Linked DNA regions of Homo sapiens: region 2 is linked to region 1. Evidence: chromatin contacts called from ENCODE Hi-C data. All regions are on one chromosome and are shown on one strand. Each heading gives the region's core, a stretch centred on a gene start or an enhancer-like site at or near the end of the contact. The rest is flanking DNA. Distances are from core to core; before and after follow the strand shown. Region 1 has its middle 17 kb from the start of MIR100HG. Region 2 overlaps MIR100HG (mir-100-let-7a-2-mir-125b-1 cluster host gene).

Region 1 (4,341 bases), core at 1,137-3,636:
ATTGTGCCACTGTATTCCAGCCTGGGTGACAGAGCAAGACCCTATCTTAAAAGAAAACAAAAAGAAAGAAGAATAGAGGGGTTGAGTAATTTGCCCAAGGATGCAGGGTCTGAACTGAGAACTTACTGTACAAAAGAGGAGGTCATAGCAAAACTCTTACAAATGACTATGATGCTTTTAAAAGCTCTCACCTTTGCCAAACAGGTCGGTATTGCTAGCAAGAATTAGCAGCTCTTCTCTTGCAGTGGCCTTAGAGCTAAAGGCTTGTTGTTTGATTTCAATGACAAATGTCTCCAGTCTTTGAAGATATGTTTGATTTTAAAAGTCATGTGAGGTTAAGTCTGGTAAGTGGTCAGGCTGAGTGGCAATGGTTTGAGTTATTAAAAGCAAGGTGTTCCCTTCACTATGAATGATGGTTTTCTTAGTGATAATCTTTGCCTAACTGGACAGATAATTCCAAGAAAGATATTACTGAAGAAAAAAAAAGACTCAGTTCTTGTCTTTGTAGAGCTTCCAATCAAACTAACTCTTTAAGTCAGTATGACTGTCAGTCACTGAAAATTCTAACCTTAACTATTTATTTATTTATGTATTGAGACAGAGTCTCACTCTGTGGCCCAGGATGGAGTGCAGTGGCATGATCTTGGTTCACTGCAACCTCTACCTCTCAGGTTCAAGTGATTCTCCCGCCTCAGCCTCCCAAGTAACTGGGATTACAGGCATGTGCCACCACGCCAGCTAATTTTTGTATTTTTAGTAGAGAAGGGGTTTCACCATGTTGGCCAGGCTGGTCTCAAACTCCTGACCTCAGGTGTTCCGCCTGCCTCGACCTCCCAAAGTGCCACTGCACCCGGTCTCTATTTTTTTAAATAGTCAAATGGAAGTATAGAGCAATCTATTCACACTATCTCAAAAGATTATAAATTTTTGAGTCAGGAAGGAAATTTCCATTATTGTTGGCATTGTTGGCTGTGTGATCTTGAGCAATTTCCCTGAGTCTCTGTTTCCTTGTCTGTTAAGTTAGGATACTTCACAACTTTCTCAAGAGGGACCCTGAGAGGGAATTAAAACTAATGCCTTCAAGCATTCATTGTATAAAGGGAATCAATTTCTCTTCTATCATATAGAATGGTACTAGTTATGCACCATCCTTGGGGTAATTGAGAAAACAAGTCACTCAGATCATTTCCTATGTCCTATGGCTCAGATAAAACCAGGTACTACATGTGAAAGACTGCATGAGGATTCAATAGGATAATAAATAGCGTTTATTGTAGGTATAAAATAGCATTTACTATAGGTTTAATAAATAGCATTTATTATAGGTGTTATTTATTATATGTGTAATAAATAGCATCATGTATGGCACATGGAAGGGGTACTCAGTAATATTAGTATTTTTCCTTTTCTACAGCAGGTTGGAAATTGGGCTGAGGTTTTCACTGAAGATGATAGCAGTGCCCTTCCACAGTGTGACTCTCAAGGCAGCTTCTGGGCGCCCATCTGCCCAGAATGACAATTTTTCCTATAAGGAGGCACTTTTGAAGAAGGAGAGGAAAGGGATGTTGATTGGCATTCTGTCAGGCATTCCATGAACTAAGAAATGAATGGGGATCATGCTGGTGGCTGTAATGGATCTGGCAGCCCCATAGTCACTCCTTCTTCCCTGTATTTATCTGTTTACCTAATCCACTTCTTGACCGACAGCTCCTTGAGGGCAGGGGCTAAGGACTAGTCTTTAATTGTACCTTTATATCTGCAGAGACTAGCAAATATTAATACCTATGAGGCATTAACGACTTCACGGTTTCCGAGGAAAGCCAGAAGGTATGAAACTGGGACTGTGGAGCAACCTCTTGCTTTTCATGGAACTTTTAGCCTATGAGGCACTTCAGGGAAAAGAAGTTCTTCCTGGAACCCAGGAAGCTGAGTTCCTCACGTCTCTGAGCTCAGAGCGTCTATCTCATGTCAAGATCCCTTCGACAAGTGCAGGAGAGGGTGACAGGACGGCTGCATAATCAACCCCGCCAGCTCACACGCAAGCTATGACCTCCAGAAGGGACAGGACACCTTTAGAATACTTTCTACCATTTCGCAAGCTTCTGGGCACGAAGTTCTCTAATCTCAGGTCCCCACGTGACTCCACAGTCCATTTTTCTCTTCTCACATCTCATCTGGTCAAGCTTGACTAAAATTATCTTGTGAACCACCCAAGTAAACACTTGCCTTTGTCTCTTCAAATGGTGTCGATGATATGTCAATGTACACACACACCAAACTGATATAGTATCGCTAGCAGTGTCTCTTTAAAGAGGAGATGTTTTGGAAGGCAGGACACTCTACAGTAAGAGCCTTTTGCTGTGCAAGGTTCACAGCTGTTGCTGTGGCAACTCTCACAACCTCGCTGAGTATCCAAATAAATAGTTTGTTCTTTTTTTTCCTCCCTAAGTAAGATGGGGGAGGGGGACGATCGATGAGACTTGCTATTGGGATCCATTTGGAGTTCTGGAGTCAGTGCAAAAATTGAGGTTTCCTAAAACGACAAAGAAATAAAGGCTTTGGGAAAAGCCCACACCCCTCAAAGGCTGCAGATGGAAAATGGAAGGGAACTGCGTGCTGGAACCTTAGCAGGCGCCGTGGCTTTGAAAAGAAGCTCCCAGCAGCAAACACCCAGGCAGAAAGAAAGAAAGCTGCGGGGTTCCGACCCCACATTCCGGCGGAGAGCTCGGGCCTCTCTGCGGGGGGGACGCCCAGCCTCCCCCGGCCTGCCACCCCAACCCCCCTCCTCCGCTCCCCCCACAGACACGTCTAAACAGCCCAGGATCTCCGGTTAAACAAAGAGAGTGGTATGCCTTAAAAAAAAAAAAAAAAAAAAAAAAACAAACAAAAAAAAACTTTTATTTTCGTGTGATAGGTGATATGTGGAAAATTAATTACAGGAAATAGCACTGCGAAAAGCAGCAGCATTCGTCTTTAAATGGATATGGTCCCCCCCTTCTCCGCCCCCCTCCTGGCTCTTCCTCAGCCCGGCGCAGACAGACACCGCCCCTACCCTCCCCCAAACTCTTTTGTTATCAGTTGAATCACGTCTCGTGCCAAGCAAAAGGTCATTTCAGGTCATCTTGGAGATGAAAGGACGGGGTAATGTATATGAAGGTGCGGGAATTGGCAAGCCCAAAAAATATATACATACACATATACATATACATATACATATACATATACATATACATATACATATACATATACATATACATGCACATAGAGACAGAGAGAGAGAGGTGGGGCAGCGCGGGGGCGGGGGGAGCGCGGTAGTGGGGATGTGAGAAACGCCAGCATTCTAACAAGAACAGAGTGATGCCAGAAAGACGCAGGAAATGTTTCAAAGCATGACAAGCACTGTCCAATCTGTAGCTAATTCCTTATAAAAATAAGAATGTGGCTTATAATTGTTAGGTGCCTGGAGGGTAATTAGAGTTTCTAATTGTTCTCATCCACAATCTCATTTTTGACCCTTCATCAGAGAGCGAGAGATGCCGCCCATTGCGAAAGTGCGCGTTCTGGAAACGTGCTGCATCTGCGGGGCTTTGGCGAACGTGCTCTGCTGGGCCAGAGAGGCGGGACATATCAGACTTAGAGCCTCCACCAGAAGGGGGTTGGGGGCAGAGGGTTGGCCTGGTCCAGTCACCCTCTTGAAGGGAATTTAACCACCAGGGTATGTGGGCAGTATATTTAGGGTGTTTCAGTAGCAAGCACAGATCACTTTGTTTGGAGATAAGAAGAGAAAAAAAAAACGAAACAAAAAAAAAAATACCTTGCATAGAGTTGTTGTTGTTAATGTTTTCCCTACACTGTTTACTGGGTAGGGATGGCATGGTTTTTTATTTCTCTACTAAAAGAGACGCCACTCCCTCCTTTGAGTTTGTAATTCAATGCCATTTCAATAAAGACAATTGGCTCTCGCTGTCTCTGAATTCTTGCCAAGTGCATTTTCCCCTTTCTTTTCCTTCCCACTGCTGTATTTGAATGTCCTGTATTTGCCTCATCAATTTTTTTTCTAAGAAGCAAGTTTGTTTTTTTTTTTCCAATAACGCAGATGCCAACAGCAATCTATCAAGCGAGTGGGAGGTTTAGGTAATAAATCGTTTGTTCCCAGATACCAAAAGTTTCTTACATGGAAACTCCCCCTATAGCCTCCGCTGCCATGGGCTCCGCTCCACTCCCTCTTCTTACTAGTCAAACTCCATCTACCACCCCCCATTCTTTCCACACCCACAGCAATTCAAACAGGGAGGCTTCTGAGGCAACCAGTTAAAGGTAAGCTGATTCTTGACAGGTTCT
Region 2 (4,692 bases), core at 1,489-3,988, 220 kb before region 1:
CTCATCTTCCTGTTCAGAATTACCTGGGCAGGTAGCTTAACATCTCCTAACCTTGGTTTCTTCACCTGTAAAATGAGAATAATAAGACAACACATCCCACAGGATCTTTGAGAACACGTATTCAATGGAATGAAACCCTCAGCACAATGCCTGGCACCTCGGGAGTGACCATTAACGATGCCTCTTGTTATTAATATTATCACAATCATCTCAGGGGGGCAAAGTAGCAAAGACTGACCGTGGGAAAGAGAGCTGTGGGAAAGTGACAGAGGTGCTGCCATCCCCTCGGCCCTACCCATGACCCCACTGTCAGGGGTGCAGAATATTTCTCCCATTCACCAGGTCCCAACCCACTCCCAGATAGAGCAACGTGGTGAAACAATAAAAGCCTGACTCCCGCAAGATGGCACCATGACGGGCTGTGCCTGGATCCAGAGGAGATGTCTCTGTCCAGCATTTCCATCAGGCTCTTCCGAGCCAGCTCCTGGGGTGCGCACAAAGACCCATTCAGGATGGCTGGAGTTCTGAAAGCCAGCAGATGAGCCGAGGGGCCGGGAAGGGGGTGGAGAATCAGCACAGCCCCTGGCACTAACCCCACTGGGACCTGCCCTGGGCAAGCAGGCGTGGAGGGCTCAGGTCTGCCGCCACGGCTGCACTCTTTGTTTTCCCGCAGATTCCGTTCTCTGATGGTGGTCCAGGGCACCAAGGACACCAGCTGCCATGGCTGGGATTGAATGACCTCCCTGGGGTGGCTGGGAACCCCCACTCCCATAGTGCCAGCCCAATGGGCAGGATACCCAGTGGAAACAGGCCATTACTAACAGGCCTGCCATTTCGAAAGTGCCTCTTTCTGGGAAAATTGACTCTCAGAGGTTCCCACCCTGGGAAGGTACAGTGAGAAATAAGAAGCTAAATTACTATGCAGTAGCCAATAGTTATTCCCCAGGGCCTAGAAAGTGACTCTGTGCCCCTCAGCCTCAGTTTCCCCACCTGTACAATGGGGCTAGGTACAACAACCTGTTGGAACTCAAAAAGTAGCTGCTGTGAGAGAACTTATCAGTAGTAGTTGGTTTGTTCCCTTTGAACACAAATATATCAGATCTGATGCATCAAGGATATGCCAGTCCTGCAGCTCCCTGAATGTTAGAGCACAGAGGCTGCTTAATGGATCATGATCCTTGGATGCAAATGAAAATAAGATTCCCTCTTTTACTCTTTCCCTCCTAAGTCTATAAGAGGCTGTCCTAACAAGGTGACAAGCTGAACATGCAATAGAAAACTGAGCCCCTTTAGGCTGCCAGAATTGTAAGACATTTCTTGTGGGACAACAGCATTTCCCAGATGACTCAATTCAGAAGGACTAAAAGGAGTTTCTGTGACCTGAAGATGTTTGTACATCAGCTAATCTAGCTTTCCACCTTTGCTGGAATATGCTGACTGCATTTATTTCTCTAGATATCTCTCACCCAATAGTAAGACTCAGTAGAAGCACTACCTCCTCCAGGAAGCCTTCCCTGACTACACAGCTTGAATTAGTGCACTTTCATATTCTCCCACAACACCCTGGGCACATATACTTCTCTCTTAGCAATCAGGAAATTATATTGAAATTGTCTGCTTGTTAGTCTCTGTCTTCTTGGTGACCAGGTACTATACTTTACAATCTTTTTTACTCCAGTATCTAATACAGTGCTGGCATAATGCAGGAATTTAATAAGTGTTTATTGAACTACATGGATGTGTATCTCTCTCTAGAGTATTTGCTAGCATAAACCCCCATTTGTATTTTATAAGGGTATCCCATAACCTCTGCTCTTAGGAAGTTCTATCTCATATCTAACTCAGTTCTCTCCTGCATGCATATATTTCTCTTTTTTCAAACCTTGGGAGACCACAGCCGGTCACGATCCTCATTCTTATCAGAGTGATCATAGAAATCACAACTTGCACTCATCATTGTTTTTCTCTCAGGTTCAGCTTTATTTTTTTTGGTCTGAAATCAGGAATGAACTTTCACAGTCTCAACTCTGGCCATTTTTCCTTTTAACAAACAAATAGAAAAGAACTTCCAAGAATGATTTTGACCAGATAGAGTCTGCTCCTTTTAACAAGATTGTGTGAAGCACCTACTGTGTGCCAGGCTGTGTGTGATGGAGAGGGAGCAAATGCATAAGTCCCTGACATCAAGAGATCTTCAACCTAAAACAGAGAATAATGGGGGTACTGAATTTAATTCATAAAAAGTAGCACCCCACTTTCTTGTGATCCCTTGGTTAGAATCACCAACTTTTATGAGTTTGTAGAAAAGCCCAGAGTGCTAAAAAGTAAAAAGCAAACATTCCATTTCTGAGCAATTTGGGAGAAACTAAATTTGGCCCAGTCAGGAGACACGTTGGGGAGTACCTTAAAGGATAAGTGTCAAGTGTCTGTTGACATTTCTAAAGAAATCCATTTGCATTTTCACTGCTAAGGAGAGGCCGGCCTCCACTGGCCACACATTCAGAAAGCTGGCAGGAGCCACTGGTCAGCAACCCCCAATCAAACAGGCTTCCTCTTTCTGGCCAAAGAGCTCAGGGTCTGCGTGACTTGAGGCAAGTCATCCAGGGACATTTGGGATTCTGATCTAGTGAGCCAGTGAAGACGGTACAGATAAGGCCCAGACAGAAATCTGGCAGCCTAAGTAACATCTGGTTGGTCTGAGGTTTGGACTCTGGCTGGGGCCGGGAGCCCAGGGCTGGCGACTGGGGAGCCTGCACTTGGAGCTGGTGACAGCAGGTGGCGCAGGAGCGCAGAAACCAACCTTCAGTGGGCCCTGAAAGAAATCATGGTGTTAATGCCACCCCAAACCACAGCCAAGCAAGGCAAAGGCGACCATGTTGTCCTCAAGTCCTGAAAAGGGCAAATTGCACAGATGGAGCAAAGAACCATAGATGGGCAATTCTCCGGTAAAGAAAAGCCAAGGTAGGTCGTCAGAGATCTAGGTAAAATCCTTCGATGGTCAAGGACTTCAGAACTTTAGGAAATGTGCAAAGAAAATGAAAGAGAAAGACAACACATAACATTAAGTTCAGGAGCAATATAAGAGCTCCTGGAGAGGAAAGGCTCAAGTCACTTTGAACCCTTAGGGCAGCTGATGAGCCAGGTATCATTCTCCAAATAGCCTCTCCTTCCCTCCAGCAACAAAACGCAAACAGAATATTCACAACAAAAACCTCACCTATTACAGTTAGTAAAGCCTCGAAAATCAACATTTTTAAACAAAAAATGGAAATGTTATCTCCTTCTTAAAGCTAGTAGAAGGCACCTTCTTGTTGCCCCAATCTCTGCATAAGTTCTCCTCCAAAGCATATCACTGGGGGAAGAAGGGAGAAAGTTCCCCTCCAGTAAGTATCCAAGGTTCTTCTGTTTGTGTGCCCAAAATGGGACAAAAAAGCATAGTCCTACTTATCTATTTACCTAACACCATAAGTCGAGGAATTTTAAGCAGCTGATTCTAAAAGCTAGAATAAAAGCGTTACACACAAGATACGAGACAACCTCCCTCCAAAAGATAACGGGCACAAGCAGTAGACTGCTGAGATATGCAATGGAGAATCTTCCCTCATCCACTTAAGCAGTAAGGGTTGGCTTTGGGATAAATCTCAGGGAATGCAAAGAATATTACTTATTTTTCCATTTGGTTTACTTTCATGTTGTTACTTCTCTCGTGGGAAGTAGATGCCTAAGCTCTGATGTATATAAATCCATTTTCAGTGTTTACTTAAGTACATATACATACACTATAGCAAAATGTTGCTTTGCTTGAAAAATCATTGAAACATTTGATGTGTTTGCTCTCAATCAATATTCTGCAAAAAGCATCTGGGTTCGCTGCTCAACTAGGACAGTAGACAAGTCTGGAGTCTTTTCCATGAGCCACCTGCCACTTGCCAGCTCTATGGGGTCCCACATCACAGTTGTCCCAGTAGCAGACAGTATAAGGGCTATGTGATTTAGGCTGCAACAAAGGGTGATGACAGAACAGAGAAAGGCAAGGTGAATTCCCTCTGAATGTGACCAGAAAGGCTTCATGGAGAAGGACACTCCAGTTGTTTGACTACTCCATGCCTTTGGACATGTTTTTTTTTTTTTTTTTTTTTTTTTTTTTTTTGCCTGAAATGCCATTCCTCAACTCCCACCATCATCCTTTTGGGGGAATTTCCAGTTTCCTTCAAAACTAAGTTCTGATGTTATCTAGAGCCCTCCCTGACCATCACTTTGCCCCTTAGAAGTCCTATACAAATCTCATTCCAAATACATGGCACAGGAATGATGCTTGTGTCTTTGTTGTTGTCTTTATTATAATATTCACTCACCAGCTGGGAGACTCCTTTTTTTCTAATTTTTTTTTTTTTTGAGGTGGAATCTCGCTGTGTCACCCAGTCTGGAGTGCAATGGTGTGATCCTGGCTCACTGCAACCTCTGCCTCCTGGGTTCAAGTGATTCTCCTGCCTCAGCCTCCTGAGTAGTTGGGATTACAGGTGTATGCCACCACACCCAGCTAATTTTTTGTAATTTTAGTACAGACAGGGTTTCACCATGTTGGTCAGGCTGGTCTCGAACTCCTCACCTTGTGATCCACCTGCCTCTGCCTCCCAAAGTACTGGGACTACAGGCGTGAGCCACTGCATCCGGCCTTTTTCTACTTCTTAA

The links. Hi-C counts contacts between places; a loop is a spot of excess contacts on that map. Pooled maps may share reads with other maps.
Region 2: a loop to region 1 is called in a map of heart right ventricle, with 4 times the contacts of the local background. The contact joins two enhancer-like sites. A Hi-C loop is called at or near these places in 20 of 168 maps with a recorded cell type or tissue (Caco-2, IMR-90, Right ventricle myocardium inferior and 14 more) and 19 of 50 pooled maps.

Annotation. Positions count from the first base shown.
Region 1 is chr11:122,437,950-122,442,290 of GRCh38, forward strand. No RefSeq gene overlaps it. Among named protein-coding and RNA genes, the nearest start is that of MIR100HG, 17 kb to the left of the region's middle. RefSeq lists an enhancer at 3,476-4,140. Within about 2 kb of position 2,387, at least 17 of the 41 ENCODE cell types and tissues checked have a DNase peak (open chromatin) inside an H3K27ac peak, as active enhancers do; they include ascending aorta, dorsolateral prefrontal cortex, gastrocnemius medialis and 2 more, where a contact is called at or near this core.
Region 2 is chr11:122,212,820-122,217,511 of GRCh38, forward strand. All of the region lies in intron 2 of MIR100HG (mir-100-let-7a-2-mir-125b-1 cluster host gene), which reads right to left. Among named protein-coding and RNA genes, the nearest start is that of MIR100, 63 kb to the left of the region's middle. RefSeq lists an enhancer at 2,831-2,880. Within about 2 kb of position 2,739, at least 11 of the 41 ENCODE cell types and tissues checked have a DNase peak (open chromatin) inside an H3K27ac peak, as active enhancers do; they include ascending aorta, dorsolateral prefrontal cortex, gastrocnemius medialis and 2 more, where a contact is called at or near this core.